2 separate regions of the Homo sapiens genome follow, and region 1 is linked to region 2. Evidence: read pairs that join two places in POLR2A ChIA-PET (ENCODE). Cell type or tissue: endothelial cell of umbilical vein. All regions are shown on one strand. Links, peaks and the distances in the headings refer to the core of each region. The heading gives the core; the rest is flanking DNA.

Evidence for each region. Peaks named below come from ENCODE experiments on the same cell type or tissue, not always from the same donor. Only the 100,000 strongest peaks of a DNase experiment are listed, where the experiment ranks them.
Region 1: POLR2A ChIA-PET joins it to region 2 with 8 read pairs; 3 of 35 experiments call an interaction of 5 or more read pairs at or near these places.

Annotation. Positions count from the first base shown.
Region 1 is chr11:70,379,893-70,390,409 of GRCh38, reverse strand. It overlaps PPFIA1 (PPFI scaffold protein A1), which reads right to left. Exons shown (of 28, transcript NM_003626.5): 27 at 8,252-8,322; 28 at 6,014-7,407. The coding sequence ends at 8,264. The region is part of intron 1 of CTTN-DT (CTTN divergent transcript); the gene reads left to right. Among named protein-coding and RNA genes, the nearest start is that of CTTN-DT, 13 kb to the left of the region's middle. RefSeq lists enhancers at 1-677, 678-1,449, 5,544-6,050. In endothelial cell of umbilical vein, for the core only: no CTCF peak of the experiment used is centred there; no DNase peak of the experiment used is centred there.
Region 2 is chr11:70,310,228-70,320,744 of GRCh38, reverse strand. The region is part of intron 2 of PPFIA1 (PPFI scaffold protein A1); the gene reads right to left. It overlaps LOC107984346 (a long non-coding RNA gene), which reads left to right and starts at 5,773. Exons shown (of 3, transcript XR_001748288.2): 1 at 5,773-5,872. RefSeq lists a silencer at 132-313 and enhancers at 6,694-7,210, 7,277-8,170, 8,171-9,066, 9,675-10,176. In endothelial cell of umbilical vein, for the core only: no CTCF peak of the experiment used is centred there; DNase peaks (open chromatin) are centred at 4,764 and 5,844; H3K27ac peaks cover 923 bases.

The DNA of each region.
Region 1 (10,517 bases), core at 3,423-8,422, 69 kb before region 2:
GGCGCGATCTTGGCCCACTGCGACCTCCGCCTCCCAGGTTCATGCCATTCTCCTGCCTCAGCCTCCCGAGTAGCTGGGACTACAGGCGCCCGCCAGTATGCCCGGCTAATTTTTTTGTATTTTTAGTAGAGACGGGGTTTCACCATGTTAGCCAGGATGGTCTCGATCTCCTGACCTTGTGATCGGCCCGGCTCGGCCTCCCAAAGTGCTGGGATTACAGGCGTGAGCCAGCTCACCCGGCCACTTGGTGGCTTGTTTCTTTCAGAACGAGAATTCCACAAAACCCAGGAAATCGTCTTGTGACCTAGCTCCAGGTCTCAAAGTTATGTCTGCTGCATTCTTTTGGTCAAGCAAGTCACTAAGGCCAGCCCAGGTTTAAGGGAGGGGAGTTAGACTCTTACCTTTCACTGTGAGGAGTAGCAGAGAATTTGCAGCCTGTCTTAAATGTTTTGTCACATACTGTATGTGTTTCATCAAGTCTAACATGTTGTGGGAGCCAAGGCCCTTGGCCCCCTAAAGGTTTGCTGAAAAATCACTGGCATGAGGCAGATTGGCTAATCGGAGAAAAGGCACACACATGTATTTACCATGTATACACAGGAGCCTTCAGAATAGAGACCCAGCCCCCCAGGAGGTACAGGAGCTTATCCAGGCTTGTCCAACCTGCCTTATTTTGTTGTTCTGTTCTAGGCTTTTGGCAGCCCAACGCCATGGTTTTGAGTTTCTGTCTCTAGTGATAAGTAGAAAAGAGGGATAAGGAAGGGGCTTTACTGGGCCAACCAGAAAGAGACTAGGAACCCATGACTGTATTCTCTCCTTGGGCACCACTGTCAGGTCTTGAGGCCACAGAATGAATGAGGGCTTGGATCCTGGCAAATGAGGTTCTGGGAAGACGGGAGGAAGAGGTCTGGCTAGCAAACGGGGTCTTGTTACATAGATGAAACCTCACAAGTAGAAGTCGTCAGGGATGATAAACGGCTCTTTTCAGACTTTTCAAGGTGTTATATAAGGCCTGGGTGCAGTAATGGAGATTCTCTACAGATGCAAATTGCCCTGACAATAGACAGCTTTGCAGGGCCACTTCATCTGTTGGCCCTATAACAGCCATTACAAATAATGTCAAAAATACAATTTGGAGTAAATGTTTCTGTTGTTGTCGAGACACAGTCCGGCTCTGTTGCCCAGGCTGGAGTGCAGCAGCCTGATCACAGCTCACTGCAACCTCCACCTCCTGGGCTCAAGCGATCTTTCCACCTCAGCCTCCTGAGTAGCTGGGGCTACAGGCACACACCACCACACCCAGCTAATTTTTGTGTTGTTTGTAGAGACGGGGTTTTGCCATGTTGCCCAGGCTGGTCTCGAACTGATGAGCTCAAGCAATCCACCCACCTCAGCCTCCCAGAGTGCTTCAGTATCATTGCTTATAAGACACATCCTAATTTAAGATACCAAAACATGAAAAAATGTTCACAGCAGAATTGATGAAATGTAGTGTGTGCATGCTGGGTTGTGATATAAAATATTTCAGCTGTGGGCTGCAGTTAGAGTTTGAAACTGGGCAAAATTACCGTAATGAAGTGAAGGGGTAAGCAGCAGTATTCTCAGACATCCAAAGACGAAGACAGTTTATCACATAGAGGGTCTGCCTGAGACAACTATTAAAAATTGTTTTTTGGACTATTTTTTTGAGACAGGGTCTTGCTGTGTTGCCCAGGCTGGAGTCCAGTGGCATAATCGTAACTCACTACAGCCTCGACCTCCCAAGCTCAAGTGGTCCCCCACCTCACCCTCCAGAATAGCTGGAACTACAGGCGTGTGCCACCACACCCCGCTAATCTTTAAATTTACTGCAGAGGCAGAGCCTGTTGCCCAGGCTGGTCTTGAGCTCCTGGCCTCAAGAAATCCTACAGCCTTGGCCTCAAAGTGTTGGGATTACAGGTGTGAGCCACTGCACCCAGCAAACATTTTATTATGGAAAATCTCACACAAATGTGAAGGTGGATTAATGTAACCATCATGAATGCACCATCCACCTTCAACAGTCACCAATCCACATGGTCAGTGTTGTTCAATCCATAAGCCCTCCCTCCCCTAAGATGATGATGATGATGATGATATTTTTTTTTTGAGACCGAGTCTTGCTCTGTCACCCAGGCTAGAGTGCAGTGGTGCAATCTCGACTCACTGCAACCTCCATCTCCCGGGTTCAAGCAATTCTGCCTCAGCCTCCTGAGTAGCTGCGATTGCAAGCGCCCGCCATCACGCCCAGCTAATTTTTGTATTTTTAGTAGAGACGGGGTTTCACCATGTTGGTCAGGCTGGTCTCGAACCCCTGACCCGGTGATCCACCCGCCTCGGCCTCCCAAAGTGCTGGGATTACAGGCGTGAGCCACCGCGCCCGGCCCCCTAAGATTATTTTAAAGCAAACCCCAGACATCGTGTTATTTCATCTGTGAATACTGGGGAATATAGTCTTACCATGTGCCCCCCTGTGTTATAATCAAAGTATCCCACTTGCCTCACCAATAAATAATATAGTCATAATAATGAAAACAGAGAACATGGATTTGATCCCAACAACTTGACTTAACCTCAGCTGGGAGACTGGGAGAGGGGAAGGGAGGTGCCAGGTGCTCAAATTCTCATCAGCCACAAGACATGGCCCAAAATGGAGGAAGCAGGACGCCACGCTGAGCGCATATCATTTGGGAGTAAGAAAGCAAATAGAAGGAATAGCCAAATCCATTCCCCATGGTCTAGGGAGCAGGGAGAAAGAGAGGAAGGGCAAGGGCAAGGGCTGCTGGTTTTATTCTTTTTTTATTTTTATTTATTTTTGAGACGGAGTTTCGCTCTTGTTGCCCAGACTGGAGTGCAATGGTGTGATTTCAGCTCACTGCAACCTCTGCGTCTTGGGTTCAAGCGATTCTCCTGCCTCAGCCTCCCTAGTCGCTGGGATTACAGGTGCCCACCACCACGCCCAGCTAATTTTTTTTGTATTTTTCGTAGAGATGAGGTTTCACTACATTGGCCAGGCTGGTCTTGACCTCCTGACCTCAGGCAGTCCACTCGCCTCACCCTCCCAAAGTGCTGGGATTATAGGCGTAAGCCACTGCACCCGGCTTGTTTTTACTTTAAATGATGTGCATGTATGACTTTGATTATAACAAAAAACTTAAAAATGAAAATAGGGTGTTGGAGAATTGGTGATTCAACTCCCTCAAGACTTACAGTTTCTGTAATACCCCCATTCCTAAATTATATTGCTTTTGTTTAATGAGCACATTTTGGTCTATTTGAAGATGAGAACCGTGTAGTGTTAAGGCAGAGTCGTGCTTTGTCGACCGCCCTTCATCAGGAGTGAAAAATTGTGCTCTGTTGGCTTCTTTTGAGGTCGATTGGCAAGACCTATTTAAAGTATTCACGACCAGTGGCTGGGCGTGGTGGCTCATGCTTGTAATCCCAGCATTCTGGGAGGCCGAGGCGGGCGGATCACGAGGTCGGGAGATCGAGACCGTCCTGGCTAACATGGTGAAACCCCGTCTCTACTAAAAAATACAAAAAATTAGCTGGGCATGGTGGCGGGCGTCTGTAGTCCCAGCTACTCAGGAGGCTGAGGCAGGAGAATGGCGTGAACCCGGGAGGCGAGCTTGCAGTGAGCCGAAATCGCGCCGCTGCACTCCAGCCTTGGTGACAGAGTGAGACGTCTCAAAAAAAAAAAAAAAAAAAAATTCACAACCGGGCGCCGTGGCTCACGCCTGTAATCCCAGCACTTTGGGAGGCAGAGGTGGGTGGATCACCTGAGGTCAGGAGTTCGAGACCAGCCTGGCCAAAATGGCGAAACGCCGTCTCCACTAAAAATAACAAAAAATTAACCAGGTGTGGTGGCGTGCACCTGTAATCCTAGTGACTTGGGAGGCTGAGGCAGAAGAATCACTTGAACCCAAGAGGCAGAGGTTGCAGTGAGCCAAGATTGTGTCATTGCACTCCAGTCTGGGCAACAAGAGTGAAACTCCATCTCAAAAAAAAAAACCACCTCACAAGAGCTGGTGCATGACAGGTCACATGAAGAAAGGTGGCATATTACCTAATACAGGTCCATTTGCATTGGTGTTCTCTGAAACCCTGTCTGGAGTTTTATTCATAGGAGACAGTAAATATGTAGCGTGAACATGAAATGGTTCTCAGCATTTGATGTTGTGTGATGCAGGCCTCCCCAGAGGACTTCTCCCTCCCTCCATGCCAATGTCATGGCGCAACTTGTACTCCTGGGCTGTCTCTTGGATGTACAGGCTTAGAAACGTTTCTTTTTCCTGGAAGGGTGAAATAATGTTCTTACCACGGTCTCTCCAGCACCAAAAAGAGCCTGGTACAGAGTAGATAGATACTCAATGAATGAGTGCTGAATCGCTCTGAATGGAGAGGGGATGCCCACAACTGCATCTTTTGCCAGGTGATGCTTCGCACACTCAAGTTTGAAGATTAACGGTCCTAGACGTCAAACCTATTTGCATGCCAAGTGTCGTTTTATTTTAAAATGTCTTCACTTTTTTTTTTTTTGGTAGAGAAGGGGGTCTTACTACGTTGCCCAGGCTGGTCTTGAACTCCTGGCCTCAAGTGATCTTCCCAGCTTGGCCTCCCAAAGTGCTGGGATTACAGGCATGAGCCACTGCCCCCAGTCCCTTTTTTTTTTTTTTTTTTTTTTTTTTTGAGATGGAGTCTTGCTCTGTTGCCAGGCTGGAGTGCAGTGGTGCGATCTTGGCTCACTGCAACCTCTACCTCCTGGGTCCAAGCGTTTCTCCTGCCTTAGCCTCCCGAGTAGCTGGGACTACAGGCCAGCTAATTTTTGTATTTTTAGTAGCGACTGGGTTTCACCATGTTGGGAAGGATGGTCTCGATCTCTTGACCTCGTGATCCGCCCACCTCGGCCCCCCAAAGTGCTGGATTACAGACGTGAGCCACCACACCCTGCCCAGTCTCTTTTTTTCTGGAAGTTTTAAGATACTCGACGCATGCCTTTGGCTTTGTTCAGCCAAAAGGGACTATTAAATGGAAAAAAGCAGGGAGGCACTACATTATGTTTTAAAGCTCACACTGAAGTTAACCTCAAGAACTAGAAAGTACAGAAAACAAGGCTTTCCCTACATTAAGCAGGAAGATCAGCAAACACAGGTTCGAAACAGGAAAGCACTGAACACCCGATGGCTGCCTGAGAGAAACGTCCCAGGACACACTGACCCACGTGACAGCACGTGCCACTCAGACGAGGTGTCAGCAACGGAGACAGAATGAGGAAACGGAGACCAAGGTGACGTCGGCAGTGGCCGCTGATGCCTGCTCCAGGTGGGGTGGTGGTGGCCATGGGCTCTGCGAATCCCAGGCTCAATGGCAACACTGAGGTGGGAGGAGGGGAAGGGACACTTGCTGGTGTCTGGCTTTCCTCTTGGGCATCAGCTTCCAGCCCTTCAGCCTCAGCTCACCAACTTCCATGGGTGGGCCCTGCTTGACTCCCCCAGCCTGTCAGCGTGTCGCCTCCCCTCTGCCACCCTGGGCTGCTTCACAACTCAGGACCGGATGTGAGCTATTAGGGAACCAGGCTTCCTGATTTCCAGAGGCCATCAGTGTGGAAGGGTGCAGGCCTGGGAGCCACCTTTGTGAGCAGGCAGGGAGAGCAGGTGGGAGTGTGAAGCCAGCACCGAGGAAGGAAGCAGAGCTGGGAAACGGTGTTAAGGGACATGCGTGCATGCGCGCGGTCCACGGCCTAGGCTCTGCCTTTGGGCCCTACCCACCGACTGTGTATGTGAGCCCCCACATTTGCATTTAACAATTTAACACCAGGCACCTGTCTCCTGCAGTGATGCAGGCTCGGGACCTCCAGAGCAGCGGGCAGGATGACGCCCTGAACCTGCACTTCATCTCCTGGCTGCTTTATTCTGTCAATTGACTTCTGTAATACAATTTCCATATGGTGACACTGCCTTCCAAAACAGTTAGAGCTTATTCTCAGTATTCTTCATTGGCAGTGGAAAATGCTTCAGTACTTTATTGAAAGAAAGCAATAAATAATACTGTGATAAAAATAGTTCAAAAGTAGACTGTACATACTTTGTTACATAATCAGGAAGTTGACAAAAGATTAATAGAAAAACAGAACAGTAACAATGAATTGTACAAGTAAATTAAAAGCAGAAACCAACTGAAAAGACAGGCTGCCTCTGTCTCTGGATCTGCTGCACAATAAATACCACGCCATGGTCTGACACACTTTGCTGGCTTGTTAATATGCCATTTAAAAAGTAAAAGCCACATCTGCAACTTACACAATCCAAAATGGCTAGAGCATCAAAGTCTAAAAATGTCCCACTAGGTTCGTTCTTTAAACATGTTTACAAACAAATGTAAAAAGATGATTTACATAAGAAAAATAAGGCCTTTATTAGAGCTGCACTGCACTGCTTTCTGGGTCTCCTGCCTTCATCCACTGTGTGCGCCGACTTGCAGGATGAGAGCGTGGTGCTTGGTGCTGGCCCTAAGGGGAGCCACATGGGTGTCTCTCCACCCGCTCCCAAGGAGCAGAGGCAGGGAAGAGGGTGCAGGGGCTAGACTGGTCCCCAGGTTACCCCATCCCGAGTCTCTCCAGCTGAGAGAACTGCTCCCAGCTCACAGTCTCAGCCACTGAAGACAAGCTCCCCAAATCCAGAGACTAGGCTAGGAAAGCGTTAACCAGTGCTAGGGGCTTCTCATAGTGTTGTGATAGTGTTTTCAGTCCACATCTTATTAGGAGCTGATATTTAACACCAGCCATTTTAAATCTGTTCATGCTGCAGAATAAAGCATCTCTTGCTAGAAAAAGTACAGTTAAGGTCAGTCATGAAAATACAACAATTGCTTGAAATTAGGTATGCTTATTTCAGGATGATTGCTGTAGAGCTAGGCTGCGTCCGTAAAGGATAATGCACATGGCTTCTGTCATAATTTTATAAACGTAAAATCCTTTGTCATGGTTTATCATTAAAAAATTAATGATAATTACAATAAATGCATAATTTACAAAAGCCCTCTATTCATAGGATTTATACATACAAGCATTACAGTACATTCATTTGAAAGACTAAAATTAGGTATAAGAACATGATTTGAAAGGATATTTATAGCCTGGATATACATGAAAAAGTAAGTAACTATATAAATGAAGAGTCATAAGTTTACATAAATATAAGAAACATTAAATTCTAAAATATTTTCTCTATGGTATTCATGAATTTTTCACTAATTAAAAACTCTGTAATAAAATATCTTAGGGTCCATATAACAAGTATTAACAAGATTAAAGATTCCACTGGATTCCAAAATGTAGTCTTTGTTGGATTCAAATGCTGCATAATCATCTGTAGAAGTAGTGTGGGTAAACTGGAAAATAAACACAAACAAAAAACCACTCAGTACAGGCCGGGCCATACTGACGAACGGGAACTTCTGATGCTGGGGCCCAAACGTCCCCCCGACACTGACCCCTCCCCTCCAGGACCCCTCACTTTCTGTGCCGTAGCTGCTCTGAGAATCACTGGCTAGAACATCAAGGGCTATGCACATCAATGAGACAGCTCCTTGGCTGACTTCATTTTGGCTTACGTCTCCATGTTACCAATTACAAATAAAAGATGAACAAACCAGTCAAATATTCCAACGGAGACCTTAAAATTGCTTAGAACAGCAAGGAGAGGGCGGGCCACTCACCAGCCAGAGTCCGCAGTTTTAAGAACCAGTCTCTCCAAACTGAAAGGCTATTAGTGTCACACTTAGTATAATATATAATTAACCACAAAACTTTGGGCTTGTTTCATTCAAGAATGTGTATTTAAAACAAAGCAAGCTTAGGAATCACAGCAATGTGCATAACGACGTCAGGAGGAGAGACTCTCCCCTGACGCTCTCTGCCATGCTCTGCTCTCCTCCCCACTCCACCCCCATGACATCCACAGACAATTAAAATGAGTCAGCATTTTCAGGTTTAAGGAAAAGGTGAAAATACATTTTTTTCCTTAAAAAAAGAGGACACACTAACCTCTTTATGATCAATTGTAACAACAAAATGATCTTAATGGGTACGGAGAGCTTGTGTCTATATATATTTTAAATTCCCCAAAAACTGCACTGGCTTTCATGGTCCACACCCCTAGTCTGGCACTGCAGCTCCGATGACTCCTGCTGTGCCTCTGAGCCATCTCTAGGGGTTGTGGTGCTCTCTACTCACCAACAGGAGACTTTAGCAGGAGTAAGTCCTGACTGTAGCAGAATCCAACCTCTGTGTTCCTGATACATTGCCTGTTTCAACAGCCACGAGAGGAAGCGTGCAAACACAGCGTGCAGTTAGTCTTAGAACATCACATGAGGGCACAAGTAGACACACATCTTCACACCTACAGCAGTGCCTACGGAGGGACCTGAGGGGAGCTGCCTGAGTGGGCGGGATGGAGCCAGAGAGATCCAAGTGTCACCCAGTGGTGGCTCTCCCCAGCTCCCAAAGAGCCCCGGGAGACTCTGGAACACTACTCCGAAATACCAAGCACCAAATGGTACAGTAACAATTTCAAAATGTACATCTGCATAAATGACCCCTACTTAGAGTGATCCCTTTATCTCTTACTAAACTCTGCATTCATAGACCAATGGGGCTTTCTCCCTGCCCTAAGTGCTCCATCTCTAACACTGGTATGAAGGAAACACCAAGCGGCACTGCTGATGCTGCCCAGCCCCACTGAGCGCAGAGGCCAACGACGTCGGGTACAAGACCAGTCTAAGAGGAGGGAGAGAACCTTGCTACCCAGCACTAGCTGGGTGTCTGGGAAGCCGGTGCCCTTTTCTCCTGGGGAGGAGCAGAGCAGGTGCAGAGATCTGGCTGCAGGGGTGGGGCGTTGGCCAGGGAGTGGGGTGAAAGCTGATCTAAAAACTGAAGCCCAGTCTCAGTTCCTACCAGAAATATTAATCATAGAGACCACAGATTTTGGTTCTTGTTCAAGAAACACAGTGTGGCCATAAGTAAGCCCGATTTCCATTAACAACTGGGATTTTAAGTTTTTGCAAATCGGAAGCAGGTACTGGCTGCTCCCGGTTATGTTTTTTGTTTTCCCACAGGTATACCAGGAACACTTAATCAACATCCTGCATGGTTCCAGCAAAGACATTAAGACAGTTGGGACTGTTGGTGAGGACAGATGATCTTCACAAACCCTCTGACTCTTAAGAACCTGGGAGACCTGCTGGAGTTTACCCCACATTCCCTTAATTAAAAAGCCATTAAAATAGTCAACTTTGCTGGGCACGGTGGCTCGCGTCTGTAATTCCAGCAATTTGGGAGGTCAAGGCAGGAGGATTGCTTGAGCCCAAGAGTTAAGACCAGCCTGGGCAACATGGTGAGAGCCCATCTCTACAAAAAATTCAAAAAATTAGCAAGGCATGGGACCACACCTGTGGTCCCAGCTACTTGGGAGGCTGAGGTTGCAGTAAGCCGAGACTGAGCCACTGCACTCCAACCTGGGCAACAGAGTGAGACCCTGTCTCAATAATAATAATAATCCCTTTAGCAGGCTTGTGCCTGAGTTATTTAATGTAAGGGTAAAAAGTCTTCTTTATAATAAATTCCCTATACCTTTTAGGTTTACTTTTTTTTTTTTTTTGAGACAGAGTTTTGCTCTTGTCGCCCAGGCTGGAGTACAGTGGCATGATTTCGGCTCACTGCAACCTCTGCCTCCCAGGTTCAAGCCATTCTCCTGCCTCAGCCTCCTAAGTAGCTGGGATTATTGGCATGTGTCACCATGCCTGGCAAATTTTTTCTTTTGAGACAGTCCTGCTCTGTCGCCCAGGCTGGAGTGCAGTGGTGTGATCTTGGCTCACCACAAGCTCCGCCTCCTGGGTTCATGCCATTCTCCTGCCCCAGCCTCCCGAGTAGCTGGTACTACAGGCGCCTGCCACCGTGCCCAGCTAATTTTTTTTTTTTTTTTGTATTTTTAGTAGAGATGGAGTTTCACCGTGTTAGCCAGGATGGTCTTGATCTCCTGACCTCGTGATCCTCCCGCCTTGGCCTCCCAAAGTGCTGGGATTACAGGCGTGAGCCACCGAGCCCGGCCGATTTTTTTGTATTTTTACTAGAGACAGGGTTTCACCACGTTGGCCAGGCTGGTCTCACCACGTTGGCCAGGCTGGTCTCGAACTCCTGACCTCAGCTGATCCACCCACCTCAGCCTCCCAAAGTGCTGGGATTACAGGCGTGAGCCACCGCGCCCGGCCTAGGTTTACTTTTCATCCATCCAAACTCTCATTCTTAATATTCCTGTTAACATTTAACAAGGGAGATGTGATTTATCAGAAGGAAAACTGAAATTGAAGCCACAAGTAAAACAAGAAAGCACTCGTGGACTCCAGGTGACAGAGCTTGAGCTGAAGGCCAAGTCACAGTTCTGCTTTCTAAGAATTATATGCATGACTCTTGGAAGAAAAATGCTAATTTGTAAAAAGTTCCT
Region 2 (10,517 bases), core at 2,805-7,804:
CCATCTAAGGCCAGGCATGGTGGCTCTTGCCTGTAATCTCAGCACTTTGGGAGGCCAAGGTTGGAGGACTGCTTGAGCCCAGGAGTTCAAGACCAGCTTGGGCAACATAGTGAGACCCCATCTCTACAAAACATAAAAAATTAGCCGGGCATGGTGGCACACACCATGCGTAGACCCAGTAGCATAGACCCGGCTACTCAGGAAGCTGAGACAGGAGGACTGCTTGAGCCCAGCAGGTTGAGCCGTGATCACACCACTGCACTCCAGGCCGGGTGACGAGAGCGTCTCAAAAAAAAAAAAAAAAAAAAGTAGCTACATCTAGTTCTAACTCCACTGAACACTTTAGTCCCTGTTACCCTTACCCCTGTAAGAACCCACTTTCCTACTGACACTGCCTGCTTGGAGCCTGCGGCTCAGTGGCCAGTGAAATCCAGTCAATTCAGGCTTACCATGCTAGGTTTCTAGTCTGTTTGTGTACTGAAGGGTATTTCTCTTGCTTGGTGGGCTGGCTATGCTTTTTGGTTTGTTTCTCTACTTAAATTGTACCTTTTCACTGTTGTGTTTGGAGGGGAGATGCATCAAAGCACAAGTGAGTGCTTCCACCTCGATCGGACGTTACAGTTCTTTCAAGAAATAGTGCATATCTCGTCTATGCTGGCCGCTGCAGCAACACAGAAACAGGGCCTGTCCACTCCTCAGGATGCTTTAAAGAACAGACAGACGAGCTGGCAGGAACCTCAGAGCAGTACGTGCTCTGGGTGAGAGGTGACCAGGATACTGCGGGAGCTGAGTTGAAGCCATCCATGATGGGAAGTGGGAGTGCTTCTCGGAAGGTTTGCTGAAGGACACAGCACTTGAATTGAGCTGAATTCTGAACATGCTGTATAGCCAGTGAGAGCCTCTTTCACAAAAGCAGAAGGTATCTGATAAGCAAGGGCTTCAGCAGGGCTGGGGCATGGGCAGCGTGTATGGAGGAAGCCGGTGAGGTCATAAGTGGGCAGCCATTCAGAGAACAACAGCACACAGCATGAAACCTGGATTTAATGTTGAAGGCTATAGAAATCACCTTATCTACAGGCTTTGAGGACTCTGAACAGAAAATGGGGCAAAACTGGTAAAGTCTCAGTCAGTCATTAGCATAAGGGATGTGCTCAAAATGGGTGTGTTGGAGCAATGAAAGGTCGCTGGAAGCACTGCTACCCCCGGGCTGGAGGAGATTAAGACTGGGAAATCAGCAGTGAGTTCACTGCAATAATCCCAGGGATTAATGAGGATCTGAACTAAAATCAATATTAGAGAAAAGAAAGAGCCTAAGTAAGGATTCTCATGAGCCGTGCCCTTCACCCGTTTTCAAAGGATTCCCCTGGATGCTGTCTTCAGAACAGCCTGTGAGAAGGTGAGGCCAGAAGTGGGGAGATGGGTAAGAAATGACTGCAATTATGCAGCAGACCAGGGTGGGCTCACCGCAGGTGGTGAGAAGCAGGGACTCTGGACCTGTTCACCACAGAGCCAGCAGGAGCTCCTGACAGGTCAAAGATCGCAGAGAAAGAAAGGCACGAGGATGCCTCCAAGGATTCTGGCGGAAGCAAGTGAAGGATGGAGTCATTGGTTCCTGAGAAGGGAGTGACTACGGGAAGAGTATGTTTTGAAGGGAAGGTGTAAAAGTTTGGGTTTGGACGTGCTAAATTTGAAATGGTTATTAGACAGTTGAGCGCAATTCACAGTCTGGAGTTTTTGGGTGTGTTGTAGAGACTGCAAATGGGGATAATCATTTTGTTCCATGCAAGTCAGTGAGGCCCTGGGTGGAGGGTGAGAAGAGATGGGGATCAAGCCCCCAACAGTCTCATTGAGGGGCATCAGCAAAAGAGGCTAGGAGCAATCAGGGATGAGGAGGAAAACCAGGAAACCCTTCAAGATCTTTGAAGATCCTTATTTCCAGGAGGATGATCAACTGTATTCACTGATGCCAGTGGATCAAATGAGCTGACTGATGCTTGTTGGTCGGACTTGCTGGAATGGAGATCGATGGTGACTGTGACATCTGCAGCATGCTGCAGTGGCGGGTCAAAACCCTCACTGGACTGAGTTCAAAGAGAATGGGAAGAGTGGAAGTAAAGCAGGGAGTACAGAAAATTCTTCCAAGGAACTCTGCAGTAAAGGGGAAGAAAAACAGTGCAGTGGCTGGAGAAGATATGAGGTCAAGAAAGACCTTTGCAGGATGAGACAGACATTTGCATAGTGAGGGCAAGAATCCAGTGGGGAGGTGGGAACTGATGAGTCCAGCTGAAAGCAGGTAAGTCAAGTGACTAAGAGGAGAGGCTGACCTTTTCTGGGGCACACAGATCACCCGCAGTAAAGGGAAAGAGGGCAGACGACATGGGGTGCGGGGTGCAGATCCAGAGGTGTGGTGGGAGTTGGTGGAACTTCTTTTCTGATTTCTTCCAATTTCACACAGAAAAAAACAAACACAATGTCATCATTCTGCATTTACATTTGGGGAAGATAGGAGAGGAGAAGGTATGAAATGGCATCTAGAAGAGAGGACGGGTAGGCAGCATGCCGCGTAGAAGAAAGAGGGCGGGATGCACTAACAGAGATGCTGGCGGCACTTAGGGCCTCTGCGGGTCAGTGGAGGTGAATGGGCATGGAGAACGGACTGAATGGGGTGGTTTCTGCCAGGTAAGCGCAATGAAGTGGAAGAGGCAAGGGAGCTGAAAGGCTGGCAGGGCTGGGAGGGTAATAATGGACCAGTAGGGGAGATGAAGAATCCTGACAAGGTGGCAGGGTCCTAGGACTGTCGGTCCCAGGAAGGTGGAATATCGGTGTTTTATTTTTAAAAGTCTATTATGAACAAATTTCGTCACCTTTAAATGAAAGCCCTAGTCAAAGCCTAAGTCCTCATAACAAGGAGGACCTGGAAGTGGAGGAAGAGCACTTCACAACTCGGATGATGCAAGAACCATGCAGCCTGAGTTACTACTGCACAGACCATCCATCCAGAAACAGGAAGGCTCCCACCTGGCCCCACCTTCACTCATGCACAAACCCCCCAGCACGCTGTCACTCTTCCGGCACCAGCAGCAAGCCTTTTTCTGTTTCATACAGTTTCCCTAAGGTTTTCCTAAGAACCCCAAACTATCCTCATTTCAACTTCCAGATTTTAGATTTGCCTCTAAAACCAAAGAGAATACAGGGAATTTCTATTATTTTGGTTAAATGTAAGTATTCCCAATATATTCAACTACCAAAACTATTCTATGGTATACTGCTGTGGCTACAGTAGAAAACGAATTCATAGACGTTCATGATTACTCCACTTAAAGAAAAAAACCTTTCTCTCTGCTCAGAAGAATCCAACAACTGAAAATATATCAAAGCAAATTTAAACTTAGCAGTTTAGGTAAACATTAGACGGGACATTCCAAAGTTTAAGATCCCAAAAGCATGTTCCTGTATGTACTGCTTGCATTATTATTGCAGAAAAAAAAATAGTAGGAACCCCAAATATGTGCAATAAATGATCTACCTTATTACATCAGAGGAATCTAATTGTCAGTGTACATTTTTTCCTATTTAGGAAAAAAAAATGTTAAGTTTAAAAATACTGTAAGTCAAATATATCACTAGTTTAAAGTGACATTCTATTTAATAATTAAAGTGTCAAGTATTTTCTGAAATAGAATAGATGCAATAATTACCGGAATATTTTCATTTAAAATATAAATCTGAAGAATGCAAATATGTATTTCTATTTGACATTATCTAGGATTGAGACAACAGAAAGTAACACTAAAATCAGCTAAAGAACTTGGTTTCACATAATGCCTGATAATGCTGATGTTTATCACTTCTGAACGAAAGGTTTAGATCTGGCTAACAGGTTCATATTATATAGACCAGACATTATTACTCAAAAGCCACAATCAGGTCAATTTCAAGTTAAGATCAGATGTGACATTTATTGCCAAAAGTGATCCATCTTTTCCCGTCATTCCGATGGCTTGAAGTAGCCCTATCGCCAGTGGAAAAGGGGCAGCAGAGCCTCATGGTCCCCACCCTCACGTGGGTGCCTGGGCCCTCTTCCCATCATCCCAATGCCTCGAAGTAGCCCCATCGCCAGTGGGAAAGGGGCAACAGAGCCTCATGGTCCCCAACCTCACGTGGGTGCCTGGGCCCCACCCCTTACCCTTTCCTCTTCCCGTTTTCTTTACTTGGCCATGTTACAATTCCACATCTCTTACTCTCTATAATCTCCTTCAATAGCTCTGTTTTGCTTTTTAACTGCTTTTCAACATTTCACTAACCTTTTGCTGAAAATGAAATAAAACTTCACTCAGTGGAATATTATTCAGCCATAAAAAGGAAGGGAAATTGGCAGGGCATGGTGGCACATGCCTGTAATCCCAGCACATTGGGAGGCCAAGGTAGGCAGATTACTTGAGGCAAGGAGTTCAAGACCAGCCTGTCCAAAATGGCAAAACCTCGTCTCTACTAAAAATACAAAAATTAGCCAGGCGTGGTGGTGCATGCCTGTAATCCCAACTATTTGGGAGGCTGAGGCATGAGAATCACTTGAACCTGGGAGGCAGAGGCTGCAGTGAGCCGAGACTGCGCCACTGCACTCCAGCCTGGGCAATGAGAGCCAAACTCTGTCTCAAAGAAAAAAAAATTTAAAAAAAAAGGAAGGAAATTCTGACACATAATACAATATGGGTGAACCTTGAGGATGTTGGGCTGAGTGAAATAAGCCAGTCACGAAAAGACAAAACACTGTAGAATTCCACTTATATGAGGTCTCTAGAGCAGTCAAACTCATAGAGATAGAAAATAGAATGGTAGGTGTCTGGACAACGCTGGGTGGGGAGGGTGAGATAGGGAGTTGGTGTTTAATGGGGATGGAGTTTCGGTTTGGGAAGATGAGGAAGTTCTGGAAATGTGTGGCAGTAATGGTTGCACAACAATGTGAATATACTTAATGCCGTGAACTGGGTGCTTAAAAATGGTTATGATGGTATTTTTATCTTACATGTATTTTACCACCAAAAAAAAAAAAAAAAAAAAAAAAACAGAAAAAAAGAACTTCACAGAAGGCAAAGTCTTGTGTCTTCTCAGTCAAAAAGACGTCTAATAAATGGACACAAGGACATGAGAAACCGGCATGCAGAGCTCACACTGTGATCTTCAGGCAGTAGAAGCTACTCGCCTCAGTCTAGGTTTAAAAGCATGTCAAATTTGAAATAAAGAAAATTAGAAGTTTATATATTAAAATGAATGAGCAAATCATGTTTTGAAACCCTGGTGCCACGATTAAAAGTATGCTAATAAACATCTATATCTATCTGCCCGTCAGTCCATAGATAGATGGCAGGGTGCACCACTCCTAATGATAAAAGGGGGACAGGAGGACACTAGAAAAGAAGACCACAAACTTCACATTTTTATAAATTTTATAAAAATTTGGTCTCATCATCTCACTGAATTCTAAACATGTTCAAAGCCACTGTGACTGAAGTAGCACTGGCTTTTCAATCACTGGACAATATTTGCGTATAACAGATTACATAAACATTTTTAAAGTTCCAATATATCTGATACGGCTGTGAAGCCACCCAAAATCTCGAATTATAATCCCCTAATTCCCATGTGTTGAGGGCAGGACCAGGTGGAGGTAACTGGATCATGAGGGCGGTTACCCCATGCCGTTCTCGTGATAGTGAGTGAGTCTCACGAGATCTGATGATTTTATAAGTGTCTGGCATTTCCCCTGCTTGCATGCACTCCGTCCTGCCGCCCAGTGAAAAAGGTGCCTGCTTCTCCTTTGCCTTCCCCTGTGACTGTAACTTTCCTGAGGCCTCCCCAGCCATGCGGAACTGTGAGTCAATTAAACCTTTCCTTTATGAATTACCCAGTCTTGGTATTTTTTCATAGCGGTGTGAGAACGGACTAATACAATATCTTATTTATTTTCCCTGTCAGTTTCTCTTTAAGAAATACATGCTGAAAAAATGTATGCCCAAACCTAGTATTTAGGGACCACATAAATATTGAGTTAAAAAAACATAGTACAGAACCGCATTTCCATATGATCCTATTTGGTTAAAAGCAAACACACGCTTTTATGTATTTTTCAAGTATATATAAGATAAAATATAGAAAGATACACACCAAGCTGCTGATGCTGGTTACCCACTACAGTTGGGAATGAGAGTTGGAAGTAAGATAATTTTTTTTTGTTTTAATTTTTAAGTCTGTATTGCTTAGTATTAAAAACAAAAAAGATCAGTCCTCCTTTCTGTCTTTCTAAACAATGCTAAACCCAAGGACATGACCAGAATACACGGTGTCCACATGGACACGTAACTTGTTCAGAAACTTTTCCCCAGCCTGGGTTGTCTCGGTCTTCAGTTCTGTTTCCTGGCCCCTTACTCACCACTGCAATTGTCTCCAGCGCCTGCTGCTTTCATGGCACTCACCACCTCTCCTCTGCTAAACCCAAAGGCCAGCTCCAGTCCTCATCTACTGGGTAGCCTCTGACTGTTCACCCCCATCTCTTCACCTCACCCTGTTTCCTGTCTGTCTATTCACAGAATGCTGGTGCTCCTGGGGTTCCACATTTCCGGTCTGCTGCTCACCCTATGCAGTGTGCCTGCCTGATCCGGCCGGTGTCCGTGGCTTCAATCACCTACCCTAGGCAAATGCCCAACCGCACTTTTTAAAATTTCTATTTGAGACACGACCTCAATCTCTCATCCAGGCTGGAGTGCAGTGGGGCAATCACGGCTCACTGAAACCTTGACTTCCTAGGCTCAGGTGATTCTCCTGCCTCAGTCTCCCAAGTATCTGGGACCACAGGCATGCGCCACCATGCCCAGCTAATTTTCTGGAGAGATGGGGGTTTGTCATGTTGTCCAGGCTGGCCTCAAACTCCTGGGCTCAAGTGATCCTCCTGCCTCCACCTCCCAAAGTGCTGGGATTACAGGCAAGATATCTTGGAGGTTCAAAAACCTTTGTCCACACTGAGCTCATCATCATCTTCCTGCCCAAGCTCCCAACTCCTCATAAGCTCTCACGCAGTGGACATCAGCATCCAGTTGTCCAAGTCAGACACTGAGACATCACATCGCCTCCTCCTCCACAGTAACCACTGGCTGAGGACCCCTCATTCGCCCTCACACACATATCTTCTAGAACTGCCCACTCCTCTACCTCCTCGCCCCAGCTTCCTTTATCCAAGCCACTGTGTCTCCTTGGTCTACTAAAAAAGCTGCCTAACTCATCCCTGCCTTCAATCTTTCCCCGCTCGGATCCATTCTCTATGTTTTCCGAAACAAATCAGACTCTGACTTTCCTGCTTAAAATCCTTCAGTAACTTCCCATTGCCCTTAAGGTCAAGCCCAAAGCCCCCCTAATAACTTCTAACCCAAATGAGAAGTCATAACACACACTTCTGTTGCATTATCTGCCAGACATTGTTCTAAGCACTTAACATGGATTGTCTCATCCAGACCTTGATACTCTATCAGGTGACACCATGAGCACACAGAAGAGAGGTCAGAGTGGCCGCTCTAGAAGTCAGCTCCGCCCATTCTGACTCCAGCGTCTCCCTCCTCACCTCATGCCTCACAGCACATCGGTCACAGCAATCTACAGCTCGCTCAACATGCCGTCTGTTCCTCTGCTGGCCCTCCACACCACGGTTGTTCCCTCTGACCTCTGAAGCTGCCACTTTTCCCTGACCAGCTCCCACTTACCTGATGTTCACAGCTTGAGGCCATTTCCTGCAGAGGCCTCCTCTACTTCCCACGTGGGCATGGACAGGTCCCCTTGCTAGGTGGTCACACCCGCCCCCAGCCCCGGCATTCCTCACTTCCCGGCTGCATGTCCAGCTGTCTTCCCCACTCTACTCTGAAAAGCAGAAGCCCAGACCTGTGACAAAGTGCTGGGCACCCAGGGGGAACCCAGTCAATGTCCGCAGCCCAGATGATGGCAATGGAACCAAAGGCACACCCATTCACAAAACCAGAATGCTGCCTATCAGGAAAAATAATGCACTGCACACCTGGGCTCTCGAGTTAGCAAAACACGCAGGCTCCACGATGTTGAGGCGGCACAGGCAAGACGGGAAGTACAGACTGGCTGCACAGTAACCACCTGTGGAGCTGATTCAAATGCAGACTCCTGGGCCTCACCTTGCTGAATCAACACTCCTGTAGGGGGAACCAGGAAGTATATATTTTTTAAATGCTAATTCGCTAGCTAGGCATAGCGGCTCCTGCCTGTAATCCCAGCACTTTGGGGGGCTCGGGTGGGAGGATCATTTGAGGCCAGGAGTTTGAGACCAACCCAAGCAACATGGTGAAACCTGGTCCCTCCCAAAAATACAAAAATGATCCAGGTGTGGTGGTGCGCACCTGTATTCCCAGCTACTTTGCGGGCTGACGTGGGAGCCTCACTTGAGCCCAGGAAGTCAAGGCTGCAGTGAGCTATGATCACACTACTGCACTCCAGCCTGGGCAACAGTGCCCAGGGCAACAGTGCTCAAGGCTGTTTTGAGACCCTGTCTCAAAACAAATAAAAAAAGACAACAAAATGCTAATTCACGGCCAGGAGTGGTGGCTCACGCTTGTAATCCCTGCACTTTGAGAAGCTGAGGCAGGCAGGATCACTTGAGCCCAGGAGTTCGAGCAGCCTGGGCAACATGGTGAAACCCCATCTCTAAAATAGAAATATAGAAAATAGCCAGGCGTGGTGGTGCATGCCTGTAGTCCCTGCTGCTCGGGAGGTTAGGTGTGAGGACTGCTTGAGTCCAGGAGGTTGAAGCTGCAGTGAGCTGTGTCTACACCACTCTATTCCAGCCTGGGTGACAAGGTGAACCCTGCCTCAAAAAAAAAAAAAAAAAAAAAAAAAAGCTGACTCACTGTCCTTCCATGTTTGAAACAAACTGACCCTTCCAACCTCAAACATGTCACTTAAGTTATTATTCCTCTTGGTTTATGTATCCACAAAATGTGTGCAAAGACAGCTACACTCTACCCATGGTCCACAACCGTAACAATCAAATGGGAAAACCATCAAAAGTGCCATTCAACTGAAAGGCAGTATCGCCACCAGCCCTCTAACCCAGGAGAGCAGCTCGACAGGTGTCCCGCAGCCCCTTCCACATTAACACCTCCTCTCTGTCTGCTCCTCAAATGCAAATCCTTGGCCTGTGATGGACTGGTTGATTTTTGCCACATGGCTAAAATAAAGTTACTTAATATCTCAACTGTTAATTCAGTTCTTAGCAGTACTGTTAACAGTTTGAAGAAAGCAGTTGTGTGCATTCCGACGCATGAAGTGGAAAATGATCACACACGCCCTCATCACTGTCAGTCTATGGACAACTTTCTGGATTTCTAGCCTACCCTGCACCTGCCTTTATCTTTTTTTTTTTTTTGAGATGGAGTTTCACTCTTGCTGTCCAGGCTGGGGTGCAATGGCCCAATCTCGGCTCACCACAACCTCCACCTTCCAGGTTCAGCGATTCTCCTGCCTCAGCCTCCGGAGTACCTGGGATTACAGGCATGCACCACCACGCCTGGCTAATTTTGTATTTTTAGTAGAGACGGGGTTTTTCCATGTTGGTCAGGCTGGTCTCGAACTCCCGACCTCAGGTGATCCGCCCACCTCGGCCTCCCGAAGCCTTTATCTTTGCTAACAAAAATCCTCCAAGAATGTCTGCATTCTCTGCCTTTGCTTCCTGGGTGCTCACGGCCTGCCTTCCTGCCTTCACTGCTCACAAACTGCTCCCAAGGGTGAACAACCTTGAGCGCTCCTAAGAACCAGTGTGTCCTCGGCCTCTCTGCTCTCCCGATACTGGGTCCTTGGCCTGTGGATGGACGGCAAACAGCACTTAGCCCTCAAACCTGGTCCTGTCTTCCAGAACTCGTTCAGTCTCCGTTAAATGACAAGGAGCTCACCACTACCAACCGCAGCTTGAACTTAACAAAAACAGAGTGGGGTTTTCATTTGGAAGAGAAAAAGAGGAAAAAAGCCCTTAGTGCTTTTAGAAAAGTACATGGGGCCGGGTGTGGTGGCTCACGCCTGTAATCCCAGAACCTTGGGAAGCTGAGGCAGGCGGATCACGGGGTCAAGAGATGGACATCATTCTGGCCAACATGGTGAAACCCCATCTCTACTAAAAATACCAAAATTAACTGGGCGTGGTGGCGCGCACCTGTAGTCCCAGCTACTCGGGAGGCTGAGGCAAGAGAATCGCTTGAACCCAGGAGGCAGAGGTTGCAGTGAGCCAAGATTGCCCCACTGCCCTCCAGCCTGTCGACAGAGCAAGACTCCGTCTCAAAAAAAAAAAAAAAAAAAGTACATGGATGAAATAAAAATGCACTGTGCCTCTCTCTTAACTTCTGGCTTAGCAACTAAGGAGGGTGCATTTGTGTGTTTCTAAATGTCAAATCAGTATCACTGAAGGTCAAACCTGAGAAACCTTAATTCAAGACGTGGTCTCTTCACCAGCTACA